Linked DNA regions of Homo sapiens: region 2 is linked to region 1. The links are chromatin loops, found by intact Hi-C in ENCODE. Cell type or tissue: breast epithelium. All regions are shown on one strand. Each heading gives the region's core, and the rest is flanking DNA. Links, peaks and the distances in the headings are about the cores only. Region 1 overlaps TSPAN4 (tetraspanin 4). Region 2 overlaps AP2A2 (adaptor related protein complex 2 subunit alpha 2).

Evidence for each region. A loop is a pair of places that touch in the nucleus more often than their neighbours do. Peaks named below come from ENCODE experiments on the same cell type or tissue, not always from the same donor. Only the 100,000 strongest peaks of a DNase experiment are listed, where the experiment ranks them.
Region 2: a loop joins it to region 1, with 2.5 times the contacts of the local background. A loop is called at or near these places in 2 of 110 quality-filtered maps.

The regions. Positions count from the first base shown.
Region 1 is chr11:853,798-865,324 of GRCh38, forward strand. It overlaps TSPAN4 (tetraspanin 4), which reads left to right. Exons shown (of 9, transcript NM_003271.5): 4 at 8,753-8,944; 5 at 10,640-10,714. Among named protein-coding and RNA genes, the nearest start is that of TSPAN4, 17 kb to the left of the region's middle. RefSeq lists enhancers at 710-1,223, 5,128-5,661, 5,662-6,195, 6,196-6,728, 6,729-7,263 and 1 more. In breast epithelium, for the core only: no CTCF peak of the experiment used is centred there; a DNase peak (open chromatin) is centred at 6,042; H3K4me3 peaks cover 748 bases; H3K27ac peaks cover 1,211 bases.
Region 2 is chr11:981,048-992,574 of GRCh38, forward strand. It overlaps AP2A2 (adaptor related protein complex 2 subunit alpha 2), which reads left to right. Exons shown (of 22, transcript NM_012305.4): 6 at 151-252; 7 at 3,598-3,706; 8 at 4,388-4,535; 9 at 5,738-5,906; 10 at 7,505-7,642; 11 at 11,456-11,527. Among named protein-coding and RNA genes, the nearest start is that of MUC6, 50 kb to the right of the region's middle. In breast epithelium, for the core only: no CTCF peak of the experiment used is centred there; a DNase peak (open chromatin) is centred at 5,774; H3K27ac peaks cover 662 bases.

The sequences.
Region 1 (11,527 bases), core at 1,788-9,787:
CTTCCTTTGAGCCCTCCCTGCAGAGGTTGGGGAGTGGGAAGCAGGCTGCCTGTGGTGGGGCCGGGGTGTCTCCTGGGAGCCTCATTCCGGGGGAGGCTGGGTGCAGGGCCCGTGAGCCTGAGCGAGGTGTCCTGGTCCAAGGCAGGTGCCGACACAGACACAGGTTAGCAATGGTGAGGGCGTGGGGGGCTCTGCTGCCCTGGGACCCCCACCTTCAGGCCTCTGTGCTGCCTGGTCAGCTCAGCTGCTGCCAGCGACACTCTTCCCCTAATGGAAGTGGAGGTCCCGGGGCGGAGGGGAGAGGACGGGGCCTGCTCTTCCCGCCTGTCAGGGATGGAGGCAGCCGAGCTATTTAGCAAGGTGCCACCACGAAGGGCTGTCCTCCCGCCCTCCTGGCCTCGGCTCCTTCCAGACGCTGCTCCCCAGGGTGGGTGCTGCTCCCCTTTCTCTTCACCCGCAGCACCAGGAGCTTGGTGGAAGCTCCGGCCGTCTCCGCACTGTATGGTTAGGGCCTGGCTGGGGGACCGGGTGGGGGTTGGAGTCCCACCTGCCAGTGCGGGACGCCGGGCAGGTTCTGCCCTCCTTGAGGCCTCATTTTCCCATCTGCACCATGTGGGGCGGTAGAGGGTGAGGTCCCCATATACTGGCCTGGCTCGGGGGTTGAATGGAAATGTGGGAGGCCTCTCAGTTCCCCACCACCTGCGCTGATCCCCGGGGAGACCCCCCAGGTGGGCAGTGTGAGTCTCGGAGCCAGGTGGTCCAGGGCCCCAGCCTGGAGGGGCACGGGGGCTGTCCTGGCTCTGCGCTGCCTGGGCTGTCAACCCTGGAGGTGTGGGGGCCCCTCAGCCTCACTGCCCACTCTCTGTTGTTCCAAAGGAAAGTCCTGGCTGCGCTTGAGGCCTCTGCTCTAAGATCAGCAGTGAGCCTGGTGGAGGGGGTGCAGTGGGGGCCAGCCTTGGCTTCCCCTCCCCTGGGATGAGCTGAGACGATGTCTGGCAGATGGCATGGCCGGCCTGCCTGGCGCTGGCCTCTGGGCAGCACAGTGTCCCCAAGGGTGGCAGAGGGCTCTGCCTTCAGCTCCCAGGCCTCTCTTTGAGGAGTTTAACATCCCAGGCCAGCCTTTGGATCAATTGTTCGGAAACAATCCGTTTCTGAACAAAGGCCCTGACGCTGGCAACCACAGCGTGTCTGAGCCTTGGGGAGTGTGTGGCTCCCTGTGGGTGGGGAGCAGCAGCGGTCGGTCGGGGGACACTGCCTACCCAGCTGTGGGCTCCAGGCAGCTCTGGTGCTGTTGGGGGTAGGTCAGACTTGTCCACCCAGTGACACAGGCCTGGCTCCACGGGGCCTCTGCAGGTTCCAGGTCCCAGCTGGCGGCAGGGCAGGCAGGCCGGGCCTCTGTGTGGAGAGGGCTGTCTCTGGGGGCAGAGATGTGGCATTGGCAGCCCAGGGCTGCAGGGGGCAGGCAGAGAAGTCAGGAGGCCCACGCAGGGGGACGGGAGTGAGCGTGGGGGACCTGGGCTTCCAGCCGCGCTTGTGCGATGTGAGCCGTGGTCCTGGCCTGATGACGGCAGGCCACCTCCTTGCTGTTCCCACGCAGCCCTGCTGCACCCACAGCCCCGCTGGGTCACAGTCTCCTCCTGGATTCCTGTGCCTCCAGCAAACTCCTACCCACCCTGCAGGAGCCAGCATTGGCACCCTGGGCAGGTGCCCACTGACGAGGGCTGTTCTGCTCTCCCTGCTTTGGACACTGGCCTCAGGGTGGGCCTTGGTCACTGGGTGGGGCTGGTCTCCTCATCTCTGGGCCCTGGGGTCCCTTGGAGAGCTCCTAGGGTCAGGGGTGAGGGAACGGAGGACAGATGGGGATGTGGAAACAGGACGTCGCTCAGGGCCCACAGCTTTAAGGAAACAAATCACAGCGAGCCACACAGATTGTAAGTGGACAGACTTGTCATCCCTGGAAACCAGCATCCCAGCCATGACGGGGACGTTCCCGCCAGCCCAGAGGGTCCTGAGGCTGTGCTGGCTGCTAGCATCCCTGTGTCTGGACAGAGCCCTGGCCCCTGCAGGGACCCAGCCCCCCATCCTATTCCAAGGACGTGGCTGGCAGCCCAGCCATCTGCCACAAAGCCGCATGGCCAGAGGGGCAGTGGGCTGAGGGCTGAGAGCTGGCCAGCGTGGCCCCCGTGGGCCCGGAGGGAGCATACTCGATGGACTCCAGTGACTGCACCCCTGCCCAAGGCCTACAGGAGGCTCAAGGGGGCCGTCCCGCAGCACCTGCCCAAGAGGCTCAGGTGGGCTGTCCAGACTGGAAAAGAAGGGCAGAGCAGAGAATGCATGGGCCTCAGCAGCACCTGCACACGCCCAGCGCTGGGGGACGGCCCCCCGAGCCTCTTGGGTGGGTGCTGAGGGACGGCCCTCCAAGCCTTTTGGGCTCCTAATCTTGGGCAGAGCCATCAGTTGCTGCTGAAGATCAGGGTGAGCGAGTGTCTGATGGACTGAGCCTGGGGCCTGGTATGCTGGACGGACATTGGCCAGAGATGGTCTCACGCAGGTCCTGGGGACAGGTTCTGGGCAGTGGACAGTGTGAGCTGATGTCTGGGAGAAGGACAGGCCCCAGGCACCGCTGACTGGAGGTGAAGAGGTCTGGGACGGAGCCCCTCTCCTGGGCTGTTCCCCCAGCTGCCATCATTCCTAGGGTTCCTCTCCCCAGCTGTCATGGGGCGGGGTCAACCTCCCACCTGAGCTTGTGTCTGGCCTGCGGCGGGGCAGCAGTGAGGGAGGGAGGCTTTCAGCCTATTCCTATTTGTATTGAGCGTGTGGGGAGGGAGCTCCTCTGGTTTCCGGGTCCAGGCCCAGATGCTGGGTGGGACCCTGGGAGGGTGCGCAGGCTGCCAGCCACACCCCTAGCTGCTCCCCATCTGGCTGCATTTGACCAGAGGGACCTGGCCCTCCTGGCCTCAGCCCTGCTCATCCTGCTTTTGATTTTCTGTCTCCAAGCTAATGGGGCCCATTTTCTCTTGCGCTTTGAGGCTATAATTTTCCTGCCAAAATGTTTTAAAAGCTGCATATGCAGAAACACTTTCAAAATTGCAGGTAATTTTATTAACCACGTGCACGCATTTTATCTGTGTGGGTCTGCCAGCACGCTGGGGCCTCGGGGCCCGGGGGACGCCAGGTTGCAGGGCGGTAACGCGCGCGTGTGGCCACGTGTGATGGTGTGAGGCGTCTGTGGCAACGTGGGCTGTTGTCTGTCACAGTGTGTGTGACCGAGCCCGTCTGGTGACAGTGGGTGTCTCTTTCCTGCCGTCTCCGGTGGAGGTGAGGATGTTTCGTGGAGTGTTAATTAGGGAAATCAGTTCCCACCAGGGCTGGGGCAGTTGTGGGAGGGGCCCAGGGCTGGAGGTGTAGGGTTCCTTCCTGCCCAGCCCCCATGGAACGGGGTTTCCCACACCTGGCATGGCACCAGTCACTCTGCACATGTCCTCCCTGTGTCCTTCGACACATCCCCATGGGGCGAGGGGAGCTTGGAACAGCTCATTTTCCTGATGACAGGAGAGGTCTGCGTCCTTGGAAGGCAGAGGCAGATGGAGCAGGCAGTTTGGGTTTTTTTTTTTTTTTTTTTTGAGACGGAGTCTCACTCTGTCGCCCAGGCTGGAGTGCAGTGGCATGATGTCTGCTCACTGCAAGCTCCGCCTCCTGGGTTCACGCCATTCTCCTGCCTCAGCCTCCTGAGTAGCTGCGACTACAGGTGCCTGCCACCACGCCCAGCTAATTTTTTGTATTTTTTAGTAGAGACGGGGTTTCCCCGTGTTAGCCAGGATGGTCTCCATCTCCTGACCTCGTGATCTGCCCGCCTCGGCCTTCCAAAGTGCTGGGATTACAGGTGTGAGCCACCACGCCCGGCCCCAGTTTGGGTTTTAAATGACAGTTTTCTCTGTTGTGCTAGCACCTCCCCTCAGTTCAGGGACCTTCACCCCCAGCCTGGGCATTTCGTCTGGAATGAGACTTGTGGGGTTGCTTGGCGCTTGAGGCCAGGATGTACTCTGAGCTGCTGATGGCCATCTCCTCTCCTGGGGCCTCGTTTCCCTCTGACCTCCTGCCCTCATCACCTGGTGATCTGGACCCAGGGCCATATCCCTTCTCTGCCCAGTTCTTGGGGCAGTGATGGTGTCAGGCCGTTTGTGGGTCCCCCTGGTGCCCTGTCTGCCCCTCCACAAGACCTGGGAACTGCGGGAGGATATGGGGACAGCCCAGGGGCAGGCTGGGGTTCCTGTGTGCTCGGGAATGCCCCTCAGTTCCGCATGGCCTTGTCTGTACATGGTGTGTGTGACCTTGTGCCCGACGGTCTGGAGGGACCATTGAGTGGGCCATTGCCTGTCCAGGCCTCTCCTGTGCTCCAGAATGTTACGAGGGACACCTCTCCAAAGGGGTGGGTGGGGGCGCCGCGTTCACAGTCAGCACCCTGGACAGCCCATCCCCCAGCTGCTGGTGCATCCCATAGCAGGGCCAGGTCCCCCGGGAAGTGGGGGCATCTTTGTAGAGCTGGCAGACCCCTGCCCACCCTGGGGCTGTGCCCCAAGCCCAGTGCTCCCAGTGAGGACAGATTCTCTTAATTAGGGATGTCCCCTGGCACTTCTGCCACGGAGCTGGCCTCTGGTCCTGCACACTCCAGACACATCCACCCTGGCTCACACACACCCTGGCTCACATGCACCCCGGATCCCACCCCCGCTGACACTCACCCCGGTTCCCATGCACCCCAGGCTCACATGCACTCCCGGCTCACACGCACCCCTGCTCACACGCACTTCGGCTCACACGCACTCCGGCCCACACGCACCCCGCTCACACACCCTGCTCACCCAGTTCCCACGCACCCCAGGCTCCCACGGACCTCCGCTCACATGCACCCCGGTTCCCACACACCCCAGGCTCCCATGCACCTGGCTCACATTCACGCCCGCTCACACGCACCCCGGCTCACATGCACCCCCGCTTGCATGCACCTCGCCTCCCACCCCCGCTCACACGCACCCCCGGCTCGCATCCTGGGCTCCCATGCACCCCCGGCTCCCATGCACCCCTGGGTCACACGCATCCCCGCTCACACGCACCCCAGCTCTCACGCACCCCCGGGCTCACACCCCCAACAGCTTGCACCCCCGGCACACATGCACCCCGGCTCACACGCACCCCTGGGTCACACGCATCCCCGCTCACATGCACCCCAGCTCTCACGCACCCCCGGGCTCACACCAACAGCTTGCACCCCCGGCACACATGCACCCCGGCTCACACGCACCCCCGGGCTCACACGTGCCCTGGCTCACACGCACCCCTGGGCTCACATGCACCCCGGCTCACACGCACCCCAGGTCACACGCATCCCCTCACATGCACCCAGGCTCACACACCCACCCCCAGCCCACACTCATCCCCGCTCACACACACCCCCACTCACACACACCCTGGCCCACACGCACCTTGGCTCACGTGCACCCCGGCTCACACGCACCCCCCCTTTCACACGCACCCCGGGCTCACACGCACCCCGGGCTCACACGCACCCCCCCTTTCACACGCACCCCGGGCTCACATGCACCCCGGCTCACACGCACCCCCTCTCACACGCACCCCGGCTCACACGCACCCCCCTCACACGCACCCCGGGCTCACACGCACCCCGGGCTCACACGCACCCCGGGCTCACACGCACCCCCTCTTACACGCACCCCGGGCCCACATGCACTCCGGCTCACACACACCCTCACTCATGCACCCCGGGCCCACACGCACCCCAGCTCCCATGTACCCCTGCTCACATGCACCCCAGCTCCCATGCATCCCGGGCTCACACACAACTTGACTCACACGTCTCAGGTTCATGCATCCGTCCCCTGGTGCGTCTCCGGGCCGCCCTCCACCGGGCTGTGCTGGCTGCCACCCCCAAGCCTCTTCCTGGTCTCCTGGGAAGCCTCCCCTATCACCCTAAGCTGCTTCTGGGGCTGGCTTTGCTCAGAAGCCACACCCAGGCTGGGCACTGTGCCCAGGTCTCCTATTGGCTCCCTGCAGCCACGAGGGGCTGTGTGGTCAGAGCCAGCAAGTCAGCCCCTGCCTCGGTACTCCCAATCCTGGGGCCCAGAGCACAGGGGTGACCCCTCTTCCTGCACCCAGTCTGTCCAGCTCCCCTGTGCGCTGTGCCTGGCCTGCTGGGGAGGGGCTCTGGGCGTGGGTGTCAGAGCTCAGCAGGCACCAGGAGCCAATGGCTCAGCAGAGCTTCCCAAGATAGGTCCTGCGCTGGCAGCCTCCGGACAGCGTTCTGTTTTGAACTTTAAGCGGAGATGCTACCTCTGGAAGGCCGGGGAAGGACAGAGCCTGCCTTCTCCCCAGGATGGCCTGAGCGTGTGTGGGACTTGTGGGGCCCCAGCAGTGGGGGGAATCTGCTCTGAGGGGATTTTACCCTGTGGAGCCCAGAGGGACCGAAGACACCAGTGACAGGCCTGGCCTGAATCTTGGGGCACCAGCAGCCATGCTGGCCCTTGGGCAGGGAGCTGTGTCCCATCTCCCCAGCACAGCCTCCTGCCTGCCAGCCAGCCAGTAAAAGGGTGGCGGCCTCCAACCTCCAGCCTGGCGCTGGCTGATGCACTGCTCAGGGAGGGGCAGGTGAGCGTGCACACGAGGAGGGGGCATCTCCCACCCCCAGGCCCCCTGAGGCAAGAGTGTTGGGGCTCATGGGCCCTCCGTGGGCCCTGCCAGGGTGGAGGCCCCAGGCCTGTCTTGAGCTGGGCTGGTGTTGCAGGTGGGGGTGGGGCGGCTGCTGGTGGCCAGCAGCTATCCCAGCCTTGGTTTCTGTCTGGAAAGTGGGGTGTGAGTCTGGCCACTGGGGCTTGGGAGGCTTTTATGGGGTGACTTGGGGCTTCTGGTAGTCCCCCGGGAACCCCCAGAGCCTGGGGTCTGAGCCTGTCCTCAGGCATGTGGTCTGGGTGCTCCAAGGGGTTTCATCAGGTTGAGGGGTGGCTTTGCCAGCCCATTCCCAAGTCCTGTCCAGTCCAGGGTGGGGCAGGGATCCCCCAGGGCTGCGCGGCCCTTCCCCAGAACCAGTCAACCGTCGGCACCCCAGGACGTCTACCCACCACCCACCTGGGCACCCACGCTGCAGACCGGGAGCTGGTCAGCATTTTCGGGGGACTGCTTGTCCCGTGCCCAGGCCTGGAACATATCTCCCGTCTCATCCTGAAACGGCCCAAGCCCGAGGCCTCTGTCTGAAGGTGGGGTCCTGGCGGACCCCTGCTTCCCTTGAGGCCTTGCTGGGCCAGCAGCCTAGCACCCTCTCTCTGGGCGCAGCACCCCCTCGTCTCCCCCTGCCTCTTCCTGTTTTAATTGATTTTTATAAGAACAAGCACTTAGGAAACACAGTAAGAGCTCTGGCGGTTACAGACACTGCAGGAGGTGGCCCTCCGGGTGGCAGGTGCTCCTGTGGGACCCGCCTGCTTTGTTCCCACCAGTGCCCATGTGGCTGTAAGAAATCATAACTTGGCCGGGCGCGGTGGCTCATGCCTGTAATCTCAGCACTTTGGGAGGCCGAGACGGGCTGATCATGAGGTCAGGAGATTGAGATCAAGACCATCCTGGCGGCTGGGCGTGGTGGCTCACGCCTGGAATCCCAGCACTTTGGGAGGTCGAGGTGGGTGGATCACGAGGTTGGGAGATCAAGACCATCCTGGCTAACACGGTGAAACCCTGTCTCTACTAAAAGTACAAAAAATTAGCTGGGCGTGGTGGCGGGCGCCTGTAGTCCCAGCTACTCGGGAGGCTGAGGCAGGAGAATGGCGTGAACCCGGGAGGCGGAGGTTGCAGTGAGCCGAGATCGCGCCACTGCACTCCAGCCTGGGTGACAGTGCGAGACTCGGTATCAAAAAAAAAACAAAAAAGACTATTGTGGCTAAACCATCTCTACTAAAAATACAAAAAATTAACCGGGTGTGGTGGGGGCATGCCTGTAATCCCAGCTACTTGGGAGGCTGAGGCAGGAGAATCACTTGAACCTGGGAGGCGGAGGAGGTTGCAGTGAGCCCAGATGGTGCCACTGCACTCCAGCCTGAGCAACAGGGTGAGACTCCATCTCCAAAAAAAGAAAAAAAGAAAGAAATCATAACCAGGAGCAGAGTGTGAGGGAATCAGCGTTTCTCCTGCCACGAGTGACAGGGGACAGCTGGGGACATCACAGAGATCTTGTCGGGAGCTGGGAATCGGAATCCTGGGACCACCTGCCAGGAAGCCCCATCCCGGAGTGAGGGCAGGGCTGGGTCTCCCTGACAGCACAGTCTGGAAAGGCTGGAGTGGCCTGTCAGGTGGGGAGTGAGCCTTCTGCCCTGCGCAGACCAGACGGTGAAGCGGGGTTAGGGGTGTGCAGACTGCGTCCTGGGGCCTAAGATCCCGTCCCTTTGGCTCCAGGCCAGGGGTTGGGCGGATCCCTCCTAGAGGGAGTGGTTCAGAGGCACAAGGGAGCCTCCCCGACTGTGGCCATGGAGTGTGGGTTTGGGGATGGGGTGCCAGCCCAGGGTGTCGGGAAAGACTGGCCTGCCCTGGACACCCCCCCGGGCTGCCGTGGGATCTAGCAGGACTCTGGGTGGTTCTGGCTCAGGCTGGCAGGCGGCATGGCTTTGGGCTTGTGGGCCGGGCTCTGCCCTGGGGTCCAGAGCTTGCATTGGGGCCTCACCCTGTCTGTGTCTCTCCTGTTGCTGTGCCCCAGCTGGGAGGCTGTGGCGTGCTGGGTGTCGGCATCTGGCTGGCCGCCACACAGGGGAGCTTCGCCACGCTGTCCTCTTCCTTCCCGTCCCTGTCGGCTGCCAACTTGCTCATCATCACCGGCGCCTTTGTCATGGCCATCGGCTTCGTGGGCTGCCTGGGTGCCATCAAGGAGAACAAGTGCCTCCTGCTCACTGTGAGTGCCGGGGCCCAAGCGATGCTCCGGGTGGGACCACGCAGGGTGGGGCTCCGGTGGCCCCCAGGCCTTGGCTGCCGCAGTGACCCCCCAGACGTGGGCACCACCTCTGGGGCCGGACCTCCAGGCTGGCAGTGTGGCCCGGGGCCCTGGCCACTGTTGGGTCTTCCAGGCCACACTGGGGCTGGGGGGTGATTTGCAGAGCGGTGTGGGGGTCACTCAAGAGAACGTGCTGTACCTTGTCAGGGGCCTCCCCTGACGGGACACTGGCCCTGGTGAGTGCAGGCACAGCCCCGCACACACGTACACACGCATGCGCAGCCTTTCACGGGCTTGCGGTCTCCGTGACTCATTCCTGACCACCCCACCCCCACTGTGGCCCCTTCCCCAGCTTCTTGTTGGGGGCCTGGTCTCTCAGCTCCCTGGGACCGGCTGCTGGGACGATCCCAGCCCCCACCTCGCCTCGGGGATGGACTTACAGGCAGGGATATGTTTATCCTCCTTAGAAATGTTAATCACAGATAATTAAAAAGGAAAAGGGCTCCTAGATGGAAACACAGGCTTGCTACTGATTAACATGCCTGGCCGAGGCCGTGGGCCCTGCGGAGGGTGTGCAGCCTGCTGAGGTCCTAAATCACGAGGCTTCCGATCACTCCTTTGTCTGGGAAGCCCTGGATGGGTTGGGGCCTCCCTTAGGTCGCCTCAGCCAGTCCACTCCCCTCCGTACCCCTTCCTGGGGGCAAGCCCCAAGTCTATCAGCCTCCCTGGCATCAGGTTGGGGCCCAGAGACCCCTGGAGGCAGTCGGTGGGGGTCTGTGGCAGCCCTACTGGGGCTTGGAGCTCCTCAGTTGAGGAAGCTGCTGTGTGTGGGCCCCACCAGGCCTGCAGGGACCGAAGCCCAACCCCCTTTCCCATGGGTGACTTGGGACCAGAACCCTGGGTACCTCCTGGGGGTGAAGGACTCCTGTGTCCTTAGCCCAGCACCCTGTCTGCCCCACTCACGCCCACTCTGCCTGGGCCCCCCAGCTCCTGGACACATGCTGTCCATGCCTGCCCTCCTCTTTTGTGGGTGTCACTGACCCCCGCATGGAGGAGCAGCAGGGCTGGGGTCAGGCTGAGCTTTGGGGCTGCCGCCAGGCGGGGGAAGCTTGCATGGTCAGAGGTGGGGCTTGCAGCCTGTGGTCTTGCTGGAGGGGGCATCAGCCACGCTGGCTGCCCTGAGGACTGTGACGTGTGGGCAGAAGGGGCCTCTGCAGCCCAGCTGTGGCCCCTGCTGGGACATCTTCCCACCATGAAGACAGGCACCCAGCGAGGCACCTGCCAGACACTCAGAGGCCCCTGGATGGAGGTGTCCTGAAGGCAGCTGACAGGGGCTGGGGCCTCAGGAACAGGGATTTGTGCCCACTTGGGGGTGTCTGGGTTGCCCCAGGGATGGGGGCAGGGGAGGGGAGCCCAGGCCAGCCCAGGGCCCCACACTCAGGGGCTGAGCAGGACACAACAGCCACAGTCCCTGGACCTGGGGCCAAGGGTTCTGAGGTGGGGGCGGCGTTCTGGGCTCTCTGGGAGTGGGGGCCTGGCAGAGGTTTCCTGGCAGCACCAGGTATCCATGAGGTACGTGGCCCTGGCCCCTGGCATGCTGTGGGGCGGAGGCTGTGCGGCCTTTCGGGTCCCTGTCTGAGCCTGCCCCCTCCACAGTTCTTCCTGCTGCTGCTGCTGGTGTTCCTGCTGGAGGCCACCATCGCCATCCTCTTCTTCGCCTACACGGACAAGGTACGGCTGCCTTGGCCGCAGGCCCAACTGCAGGGCTGGGGGCTCCATCCTCACTCCCAGGGAGCACTGTGGGCCCGGTGTGGACAGAGTGGCCCTGCATGTGCCCTCACGGGCAGCCAGGACAGCGGGTGTGGATTTACCAGGCCTGGAGGGGCAGCGCCAGCGACCCTGGGAGGCTGTGCTGTGGCTCTATAGCGACTGGGGCACAAGGGCACTGCTACCCCACCCGGAGGGTGCGCCCCAGGTTGTCCCCCGCCCTCTGACGCAGCGTCCTGAGCCGTCTGCTCCCAGCGCCCCATCCGGGCCGCGCACCGTGGGGTTCTCCTCTGTAGAGCGGCCTCTTCTTGGTCACTCACTCATATATTCAGCCATTTGTTTATACTGGGATGAAGTCCTGGCTATTGAGGTTGCACTCCGAGCTAGAACACACTACTTTGTTTTGTGAATCACACTGTCCGTCCTTGGCCCTGGGGAGCTTCTGCCGTCTGCTGCTGGGTCCCCTGACGTGCCCCCATCAACAGACTTTTCATTTTGGGGCACGTCCTGACTTCCTGGCACTGCAGGGCGCTCCAGGCTCCTTCATTCCCTGCCCTGGCCCAGGAATCAGCCCCTTCTCCAGGGTGCTCTGGGTCCTCACTGAATATTGGGGACCGAGGCCAGGGTGCTGGGTGGGCTCAGCGCTCATAGCCCCTGGCTTTCAGCTCACAGAGCATGGCTGCACGTGTCCCGATACGTGGAGGCACCTGTGTCCCTGTCCTCTGTCCCCCCAGGACCCATGGTCCTCCCCCAGCCTGGGGAGGAAGCCCAGAGGTG
Region 2 (11,527 bases), core at 1,088-9,087, 130 kb after region 1:
CATTGTAGGTTTCTCGGAGTAGGCCTGAGGCCGAGGTGGCTGTGGGCTGCCACTGTGCTGCTGGTTGGTTTAAGGTTTTCTTTGGAAGATGAGTGAACACAAGTGGTTAGCTTCAAGTGTTCTGACTCTTGTGTGTGTGTTTTCTTTCAGGGTGTGGTAACTGCAGCCACAAGTCTGATCACCACTTTAGCACAGAAGAACCCAGAAGAGTTTAAAACCTCCGTGTCTCTGGCTGTCTCTAGGCTAAGCAGAGTAAGTCTGTTCGTGGGGGAGCAGAAGTCAGGGTGGGTTTTGTCTTAGTTATTTATTTATTAGCTTATTTGTAGAATGCAAGGTATTTGATCAGTTTATAAATTCAGGGATGAAAACCAACTTGGCTTCTCTGTCAGCCTTCTTGTTGAGAACTGTCCTGTCTGTACAGAAGCACAGCTCCCTGTTCCCATGGTGTGAGTGAGCACCCAACACCATGTGGGTGGAGGAGGGGCACCCAGTGGCCCCGTGTCCCCCACTGGGGAAGCGTGGCTGGTGCTTCGTGGACCCACCATCTGGCGTGCACGCTAAAGCCTGCCATTCAGCTTCCTGTTCTGAGTTTGATGCAGATGGACCTGCAGCACACATTCTTTTGTTTTGCTCAACATGGTAAAATTTTTGTTTTGTGTGCAGCTGTTATACATTCATGTTTGATGCTTCATAGAATTGGTTGTGTGAATTGTCCGCTGCAGTTTACCTGCTGTCCTGTTGAACACTTAGCTCCTTGCCCTCTGAGGCTGCTGTGAATCCTCCAGCATGAGCAGTCTTGGATGTCCCTTGGTTTCCATGTGCACGAGATGGCTCAGCTGGGGCCGCGGCTCCTGAACCTGAGGAGACTGGCGTTGCCAGACCAGCTTCCCCTGCCGTGCACACGGCTCTCACAGCGGCAGCAGGAGGCGCGGGCGCGGCACGCGTAGTGCTAGTCTCTTGGGTTTTAGTCATCTGGGTGTATAGTGGGAGCTCTGTGATTTATTTTTTATTTTTTTCTTTTGAGACAGAGTCTCACTTTGTCGCCCAGGCTAGAGTGCAGTGGTGCAGTCTCAGCTCACTGCCACCTCTGTCTCCTGGATTCAAGGGATTCTCCTGCCTCAGCCTCCAGAGTAGCTGGGATTACAGGCACCCACCACCAAGCCTGGCTAATTTTTGTATTTTTAGCAGAGATGAGGTTTCACCATGTTGGCCAGGCTGGTCTTGAACTCCTGACCTCAAGCAATCTTCCTGCTTTGGCCTCCCAAACTGCTGGAATTATAGGCGTGAGCCACCGCACCCGGCCTCTTTGAGATTTAAATCTACATTTTCCAGATTATCAATGAGGTTGAGCAACTTTGCATGTTGATTGGCTGTTTGGGTGTCTTGTTTTGTGAAGTGCCTGAGTCTTTTACCCATTTTTACCCTGGGTTGTCCGTTTTTTGTGTTGAATATTTCACCATTAAGTATGATGTCTGCTTTAGAATTTTGTTGTTGTCGTTGGTACTCTTCACATTAAAGAAGTTCCTTTCTCTATCTAGTTTGTCAAACAGTTTTTATCATTAACTGGTAAAAACATTTGAACTTGCAGTTTTCTTTGTGGGAAACTTTTTTTTTTTTTTTGAGATAGGGTCTCGCTCTTGGTGCCCAGGTTGGAGTGCAGTGGTACGATCTCGGCTCACCATAATCTCTGCCTCCCAGGTTCAAGCGGTTCTCCTGCCTCAGCCTCCCGAGTAGCTGGGATTAACAGGCGCCCGCCAGCACGCCTGGCTAATTTTGTATTTTTAGTAGAGATGGGGTTTTTCCATGTTGGTCAGGCTGGTCTCGAACTCCTGACCTCAGGTGATCTGCCCACCTTGGCCTCCCAAAGTGCTGGGATTACAGGTGTGAGCCCCTGCGCCTGGCTGTGAAACTTTCTAATTATGAATTCAATTTATTTTATAAGTTGTGGAACTGTGCATATTTTCTTTTTCTTTTTTTTTTTTTTTTTTTTTGAGTCGGAGTCGCACTCTGTTGCCCAGGTTGGAGTGCAATGGCACGATCTCGGTTTACCACAACCTCTGCTTGTGTTCAAGCGATTCTCCTACCTCAGCCTCCCGAGTAGCTGGGACTACAGGCCGTCGCCACCACGCCCAGTTAATTTTTGTATATTTTTGATGGAGATGGGGTTTCACCACAATGGCCAGGCTGGTTGCGAACTCCCGACCTCAAGTGATTGATTGCACCTGCCTTGGCCTCCCACAGTGCTGGCATTATAGGCATGAGACACCGCACCTGGACTCCTTTCCTCTACTTTCTTTGGGTTAATTTGCTAGTCTCTTTTTATTATTTATTTATTTATTTATTTATTTATTTTGAGATGGAGTCTCACTCTGTCGCCCAGGCTGGAGTGCAGTGGCACGATCTTGGCTCACTACAAGCTCCGCCTCCTGGGTTCACGCCATTCTCCTGCCTCAGCCTCTCGAGTAGCTGGGACTACAGGCGCCCGCCACCATGCCTGGCTAATTTTTTGTATTTTTTAGTAGAGATGGGGTTTCACTGTGTTAGCCAGGATGGTCTCGATCTCCTGACCTTGTGATCCGCCCGCCTTGGCCTCTCAAAGTGCTGGGATTACAGGCGGGAGCCACCGCACCTGGCCTAGTCTCTTTTTAAACGCTTGAGATGAATTTTTGTTGCTTTTCTCTTTATATTTGTTTCAAATATATACAGTTAAGGCTGTACATTTCTCTCTGAGCCCGGCCTTAGGTGCGTACTTGTTTGAGAGACAGCTCATGTTGGCCGTGTCTGTGTGTCACGGAAGTGCTGTGATTCTTGCCTTTTCCTGCTTTGTGTTTGTGCCTTTCAGCCTTGTCTTTGACAGCCTAGAGCTTGCCTCCTTGCAGCAGGAGTCCGTGACCCAAGTCTGGGCTGGCATCTTGCAGTTTAGGGTAGGAGTCAGGGTGAACTTTTCTGAATGGGTTCACTTACGGCCTAAAAGTGTCACATGTGAGCTTTGTAGGAAGGGAGGAACTACCCTGACCTCCGGGAAACAGGAGACATCGGGCTGTATGTCAGTGGAAATGCGAGGTAGTCGTGATTGTCACTTGTTCAGGAGGTTGACGGAGGATCTGCCAAGCCAAAGGCCGCATTGGACACAGAGATGGGATGTGAGTGAGGTGGGCAGTCTCCCTGCCTCCGTGAGCTCACCATCTGGGTTGGCCTGTGGTCGGGGGGCCCTGTGGGGTTGTGGGGTAGGGTCAGAATGCCGGCTTCTGGGGGTGGGGGTGCTTCTTCCTTCTGAGGAGGCTAAAGCTCTCTCTCTGATTTCATTCACGTGCCGGTCCACAAAGGAAAGACTGTAGTTTCAAATCCAGGTGCTATGGTGTCTTGTACCGAGCGAGGGCTGCCACTCAGCTGCGGCAGCGTGTTGCCGAGTGACAGTGCAGCCCTCTCACGGCGAACCCAGGGGGTACCAAGCAGTGTCAGACACTCTTGGCACATGAAACAAAACCATTTTTCCAGCTCAGGCGTGACCCGAGGAGTGAGTATGGCTTTTCTTTGGGTCCCCGCAGTAGGGGCTCGTGTCCGGCAGCGTGTCTCATTGCCTGTGCTGTCTTACAGATCGTGACGTCTGCATCCACAGATCTCCAGGATTACACTTACTATTTTGTCCCGGCTCCCTGGCTGTCTGTCAAACTGCTGAGACTGCTGCAGTGCTACCCACCCCCAGGTAACGCGCAGGCCGCGGCTCCTGAAGCTGCACCAGTGCCAGTCTGATTCCCTGTCTCAGATTTAAGTGGTTTGTTTGTTATTTTAAGAAGTGTGTTACTAGCCCTGTCTCTTGATTCATGGACCTTTCTGCCAGTGCTGCTGTATGCGCTGGCTTTCGTGGAGCAGTTATTGCAGAGCCTACAGTTTTGTTAGTGTTTGGGTCTATTTGTGCTTTTATAGTATCAGATTTGTGCAGGTTTTCTTTTTGAGATGGAGTCTCCCTTTGTTGCCCAGGCTGGAGTGCAGTGACGCGACCTCAGCTCACTGCAACCTCTGCCTCCCGGGTTCAAGCGATTCTCCCACCTCATCTTCCTGAGTAGCTGGGATTACAGGCACCTGCCATCATACCCGGCTAACTTTTGCGTTTTTGTAGAGACGGGGTTTCACCATGTTGGCCAGTCTGTTCTTGAACTCCTGACCTCAGGTGACTGGCCTGCCTCGGCCTCCCAAAGTGCTGGGATTACAGAAGTGAGCCACCGTGCCCGGCCTGTCTCAGTTTTGTAAATGCTTCCAGCTGGGTACACAAATGTGAATGAACTATATTAAAAATGCTCTCATGATGTATGGGTGCAGCCGGGAGGGGCAGGGTGGGCTGCGGGCCACTGGAGACTGGTGAGCACCGTTCTGTCTTGCCCAGAAGACCCTGCAGTGCGAGGCCGCCTGACTGAGTGCCTGGAGACCATCCTGAACAAAGCCCAAGAACCGCCCAAGTCGAAGAAGGTCCAGCACTCCAACGCGAAGAATGCCGTGCTCTTCGAGGCCATCAGCTTAATCATTCACCATGACAGGTGTGTCGGCTGCCTGTGGAGAGGCTTCGTCTCGCGCACACACACACGTTCCTTCTCGTTGGCACGAGACTGGGCGGATCATGTCTGGTTTGTCCACTCCATGGGCCTCCCCTTCGTCCTGCCTCTGTGCTCCCTGCCGGATGCTTTTTTTCTTTCTGTGCAGCCCGGCCCCTCCTGCTCTGAGCTCACCGTGGATTGCTTTGGTGACTGTGGTCTCATCCCACACGAGGGCCTTTTCCTCCTTCCCCTGAGCATCCCCACTCCTGACTGGCTTCTCATGTAGTGGAACAGAGAGGAGACGGGTGGGGTGGGGGGTGTGCGCGCATGTCCCGTGGCTTTGCTGGATGTGGAGCCGCACTTGGTGGGTCCAGGGTCGCAGGGCAGTGCTGGAAACGTCTGTGCCCATCCACGAAGCGCAGAGGCGCAGGGTGGCGGTCGCTCCACACAGCCTGGAGGGTCTGCCTCCTCTGCTCCCACGCCTTCTCTGCTCAGCAGTTGCGGCGCACCACATGTGGTCTGGCGTGGGTCTTGCGTGTGGGGCCATGCTTTAGGGTCCTGTGAGAATGAGATCGCAGTTCTCACCAGGCTCCCAATAATGAGGGCACGTGCCAGGCTGTGGGCAGACGCTCTCTACAGCTTGTGAACACCACCCATTTGCTACTACAGCATTTTTACAAATGATGAAAACTCAGTCTGAGAGTCACACTTCAGAACTGAGAGTTATTAAAACTGAAATTTCCCATTTTGGAGAAAGCTCTGTTGTTATGTGAGGAGAAGCCACATCCTGAGGAGACAGTAGAGTCAGTGGGGCAGCAGCCGCGCTCCCGGCCTTCTCGGCCTTCTCCCTGCCCTGGGCTGGTGCCTCTGGCTGAGACCCCATTGCCGGTCACAGCTTGACCGGCCTCCCGCGGGCCTGATGCAGATTGAGGCTCAGGAGGTGCTGGGAAGGCTCCAGTGGACACACGGGCTGCTGACTCACTGTGGGGATGCACAGGATGGACACAAAATGGATGTCAGGGGTGGGGGTCGGGCGTCATCTGCATCTGGGGAGGCCCCCGAGTTCCCACTTGAGCAGTGTGGTGGCGGTGAGTGCCGTGTGACTTTGCTGTCTGCCATCTGGACCCGTCGGGGAACGCAGACTCTGTCCAGTTTGTGTTGCACTTGCTGAGGAAACCCCACCCACTTCCCCTCCCTCCACACAGTGAGCCGAACCTGCTCGTCCGTGCCTGCAACCAGTTGGGCCAGTTTCTGCAGCACCGCGAGACCAACCTGCGCTACCTGGCCCTGGAGAGCATGTGCACGCTGGCCAGCTCTGAGTTCTCCCATGAGGCTGTCAAGACGCACATCGAGACGGTCATCAACGCCCTGAAGGCGAGTGCCCTGTCCTTGGGTTCTGCTCACTCCCTGAGCAGGTGCCGTGGGTCTTCCTGTGAAGGCTGGGGGTACGCAGTGCCTCCTGACTCCCCGCAGAGATGGAGGTGGTGCTGGTGCTGCTGGCCTCCGCCTGTCACCTACTCTTGGGAGGTCACACCACTGTTGAGGGCCATGCTGCCTGGAGATGGCCGGGTTGGCCCTGCTGTCCTGGTTAGGCTGAGCAGAGGAGTCTCTGGCAGCCCTTTCCCTGCTGGGGGCAGCCCCCGTGTGCCATCCTGCGCGTGCATAGTGCTGACAAGTAGAAATGGTTCTTCTTGGTAGAAAGATGAAATTTTTTTCCCTTATCTCCAAGAAAATCCCCCTTTTACAAAGGAAACTCACTTTGTTCGGGGATTAAAATTTCAGAGTTGGGGCCGGGCGCGGTGGCTGACGCCTGTAATCCCAGCACTTTGGGAGGCCGAGGCGGGTGGATCACAAGGTCAGGAGATCGAGACCATCCCGGCTAACACGGTGAAACCCCGTCTTTACTAAAAATGCAAAAAAAAATTAGCCGGGCGTGGTGGCGGCCGGTGCCTGTAGTCCCAGCTACTCAGGAGGCTCAGGCAGAAGAATGGCTTGAACCCAAGAGGCGGAGCTTGCAGTGAGCCGAGATCGCGCCACTGCACTCCAGCGTGGGCGACAGAGCGAGACTCCGTCTCAAAAAAAAAAAAAAATTTCAGAGTTGGAAGAGCCCAGTTGAGGTTGGCCATTGCCAGCCTTTGCGAGTCTCCAGAGCGACCCCGAGGGTTCGTTCCACATAGGGGACCCTGCGGTGTGTCCACCAAGTCCCTAGTCACCGGTGCACATGCGTTAGGGAGTGGGAGGCGGGGAGCTGCATGTCCCCCATCTGGCTCAGCCTCAGGCTGTGGCAGGGCTGCTCCCAGTCCCCCGCACGTCTGCGTGCAGCTCACAGATATTCCGGGTGGTGTGCAAGGGGCTCGTGGTGGGCATTTGGTATTCTGGATTCTTCTTGGTCCTGGTTTTGGTGTTTGTTTTAGTCAATCCCTATTGTCAGAAGGGCTGGACACTCATTTGCACACGGCCAGTGCTAGCGCTGGTGGTGCCCACTCTCCTGCCTTTGTTGGGAGCAGAGCTCGGGCTTTCTCGTGCTGCAGAGCCTCCTGGGGGCCCATCAGCACGGGCTCTGGGGTGGGGCGTGAGGACCTGCCTTGGGGCAGCTCCGTGTCCGAGGCAGTGGGGTCTTTGGCTGCATGGAAGGGAGTCCTTGATGGCCTGCACCAGGCAGTGCGCTCAGTCCTAGCGAAGCTGGCCCTTGTGGAGGGCAAGGGAGGCATGGACGAGCGGGCAGAATCCAGGCAGTGCGCTGGGTCCTAGCGAAGCTGGCCTGTGCGGGAGGGCCGGGCCAGCAGGCGGAACTCTATTCCGGGCTGTCCAGACACACGTGGCCCGAGTGCAGGTCGGCTCCCTGGACCTGGATGTGCATGTGAGGGAAACTCAGAGTGGGTGTTGAGATGCGGGTGCCGAGCCTGTCCCCAGCCTGTCCCCAAGCTTGTGCCTTGCTCCTGCGACCTCTTACTCTGTGCCTTGTTCCCCAGACTGAGCGGGACGTGAGCGTGCGGCAGCGGGCCGTGGACCTCCTCTACGCCATGTGCGACCGCAGCAACGCCCCACAGATCGTGGCCGAGATGCTGAGCTATCTGGAGACAGCTGACTACTCCATCCGAGAAGAGATTGTGAGTTCTGGTGGCCTCTGAGTCCTCTCCTGCCACAGGCGTGAATCTCAGCGGCAGGATTTCCTTCGTGCTCTGCGATTCCGTCCAGCAGGACTTGATTGAGAACCCATGAGATGCTGAATACAAGGCTCCTCTGCCTCTGTGTTTTCATCCACATTTTCAAGCTGGGTGTGGTGGCACCTGTGGTCCCCGCTACTCCTGAGGTGGAGGCGGGAGGATCACCTGAGGCCAGGAGGTTGAGGCTGCAGTGAGTCGAGATCATGTCACTGCACTCTAGCCTGGGCAACACAGCGAGACCCTGTCTTAAAAAAAAATCAGCATTTTTGGTAGAGTCGTTTGGTCTTGAAAATAACTATTGGCCGGGTGTGGTGGCTCACGCCTGTACACCTTGGGAGGCCAAGGCGGGCGGATCACCTGAGGTCAGGAGTTCAAGACCAGCCTGACAAACATGGGGAAACCCTGACCCCGTCTCTACTGAAAATACAAAATTAGCCGGGCGTAGTGGCGCATGCCTGTAATGCCAGCTACTCCGGAGGCTGAGGCAGGAGAATCGCTTGAACCCGGGAGGCGGAGGCGGAGGTTGTGGTGAGCCGAGATTGCGCCATTGCACTCCAGCCTGAGCAACAAGAGCGAAACTCTGTCTCAAAAAAAAAAAAACTAAAATGCCCGTCCTGCGCGGCTTCTGTGGCCTGCCTGTCCTTGCAGTGGTGGCACTGTAGCCCCAGGTCTGAGTGAGGCTCCAGCCGTCTGCGCTGGGGCTGCACAAATCCAGACTCCTGTGGGCAAAATTCTTTTAATTGTGTTGCATTTTGAGCCCTTGAATTAATCCTTTGTGGCTTGGCTTTTTTGGGTGTCCCTCTTGATCTCTGGGAAGGACGGGATCTAGGCCATAGCTTAATGTCCCGTGTTGTTTTTATTCACAAAGTAGGTGTGCACACTTGCCAGATAGCTGAAGCTCATCAAACCTGTACGTGTGAAAGACTGAGCATGAACCAAAACCTGAGGGAAGAAACCCTTGTGGAGGCCACATGGTCAGCAGAGAAGAGGGCCTGAGGCCTCCACCACACTCACAGGCCTCTCAGGCTCACCGTGTCTGTGGATGGTGGGGTTTAAGGGGGAGGCCCGGTGTCCTCGCGTGGGGTTCGCCACTGTGACCAGCCAGGACCACAGCCTCTTGTTGAGGCTGAGACAGCGCCTCCGTTGTATAGAAAGCGCTTTGTTATTTGTTTTTTTTGGGCGAAGTGCGGCTCAAGGCCTCCTTGGGAGCTTTGCCGAGAGCCAGTGTTGGAGCTAGTGGCAGGTGACAGGGTTGCTCTGGGCAGGTGTTGTGTGGTCATGCCCAGGTGAGAGACTCGGGTTTTCAGGGGTCTTTTAGTGAACGGAGGAGCCCAGGTGCTGGGGCTTCAATGCTGAGGGGTGAAATTACCATGGACTGAGCTTCAGTGAGGCACTGCAGACCTGCAGAGAGCAGGGGCCAGGAGGCGGCTCTCACGCTGGACTGTCCACCCTCCAGGACAGTGGGCCTGGGAAGTTGAGGGGGACAGGGACGGGGTGGGCTGACTCCCGGCAGGAGGCCCCAAGGGCAGGCACCGTGGTGTAGGGCAGGGCTGTCTGTAGAGGGGCCAGGCAGGTGCTCGTTGACTGTAGCCAGTGGTCCCTCTCTGGCCTGGCTGGGGCAGTGTGGCCTGGTGTCAGCACTTGTGGTGGGGTGGGGCTGGCTCTGGGGACGGCCGTCACGGGAGCCTCGTTCCTGATTGTTGTTCTGGGTGTTTTGAACAGAGACAGAAGCAGTGTGCTTCTGAGTGCAGTTGTGCAGATTTTGAGGTCCTGGGCATTCGTCAGCCCGGTGTCTGCTCTCGCCCCTCTGCGTGATGAGCGGCAATCCTCAGCCAGCTCCTGCTGTGAGGAGTAAGACAGGTGCTGTGTCTTGGCCTGCATGATGCTCCCCCCAGCCCGTCCTTTCAGCCGGACATGATGCTCCCCTCACCCCATCCTTTCAGCTGGGCATGGTGCTCCCCCACCCCATCCTTTCAGCTGGGCATGGTGCTCCCCCCACCCCATCCTTTCAGCCGGGCAGGGTGCTCCCCCCACCCCGTCCTTTCATCTGGGCATGGTGCTCCCCTCACCCCATCCTTTCAGCTGGGCATGGTGCTCCCCCCACCCCATCCTTTCAGCTGGGCATGGTGCTCCCCCCACCCCATCCTTTCAGCTGGGCATGGTGCTCCCCCCACCCCATCCTTTCAGTCGGGTATGGTGCTCCCCCCACCCCATCCTTTCAGTCGGGTATGGTGCTCCCCTCCGTCCTTTTAGCCGGGCATGGTGCTCCCCTCCATCCTTTCAGCCGGGCACGATGCTCCCCCCACCCCGTCCTTTCAGCCGGGTATGGTGCTCCCCTCCGTCCTTTCAGCCGGGTATGGTGCTCCCCTCTGTCCTTTCAGCCGGGTATGGTGCTCCCCTCCATCCTTTCAGCCGGGCATGGTGTTTCCCTCTGTCCTTTCAGTCGAGCATGGCAGGGCGTGTTCTCTGGCTGTGCTAGGTGCTAAGTGTCCAAACTGGACATGGCCCACTCCCTGCCTACTCGGCACCTTGCCATCCATGGAGGGGGACGGATTGAGAGCAGGACCGTGGGTTGCTGTGCTGTGGGTGGGATGGCTGGAGGAAGTGCCTCATGTTCTGGGGGCCTCAGGAGGCATTACACTCCTGGGGGGCTGTGTGGACTTCTGCAGAAGGTGATAGTGGCCTGGTCTGGAGAGGATGATGGTGCAGAGGCTACTGGGAGGGCAGAGCATCCGTTCGTGGAGGGGTGGGAGGTACCTTAGCACAGGCTGGGGAGCAGGGCACGCGAGGCAGGGGTGGAAGCAGACATGGGGACCCTGCCAGTGAGGCCTGAGGGCCCCTGGTGCACAGCCGTGAGCTGCGGGTAGGGCTCAGAGGCAGTACATTTTGGAATGATGCCCTGGAAGTGTCACGGAGTCAGGTTGGGGTTTGGGGGTCCAGGCTCCAGGCAGGGACTTGGGGTGGGGGGGCACAGTCACCAGCACCTGAGAGGCCAGTGGCAGGGTGTGGAGAGGGGGCGGCAGGGTGTGGGGAGGGGCGGCAGGGTATTAGGGGTGCCCTCGGGAGGTGCGCGGTCTTGATGCCTGCTGGCGTTGGTGTTGGCAGCTGGCGCTGTTCGAAGGGGGCTTGGTTCCAGGCGAGGTGACTTTGGGGAGATGAGTTTGGTGTTGTACAGCCTGGCAGAGCTCCATGTGGGTGGCTGCCACGTGGGTGTGGGCTGGGCAGGTGCCTCCGGGGGGCACCCGTGAGAGTGAGCCAGAGAGGGGAAGAAGGGGAACCCCCAGGTGAGGCTCGCAGGAAAGACTGGCCAGAGCCGGAAGAAACCAGCAGAGAAGTGGCCGCCGGGAGCCCAGGGTGGCGCAGTCACTGGCCGCCGGGAGCCCAGGGTGGCGCAGTCAGAGGTCAGAGGAGTGCTGCCACCGGGAGCCTAGGGTGATGAGGTCAGAGGAGTGCTGCCGCCAGGTGCTGGGGCTTTGGGAGAGAAGGGCCCAGGTGGGAGGTGGCCTGGCTGTGGCCGTGGCCTTCTGTGCACTGGTCTCCGCCTCTTCCTGGCTTTCTTTGCTTAAGTCAGGGCATCTTAAACTTTCTGGGCTCGTGGGCTTTTTTGAGAATCGAGTTCAAGCTTCCTCCATGTCCCAAACTTTTGTAGACACATTGAGGTGCTTCTGAAACTCTCACTTTGACTTTGGACGACAGTTTGGTCTTGGGATTGCCATGGCCTGCAGGTGCCGGCCCTCAGCAGCCTGTCCCCCACAGGTGCTGAAGGTCGCCATCCTGGCTGAGAAGTACGCGGTGGACTACACCTGGTATGTGGATACCATCTTGAAC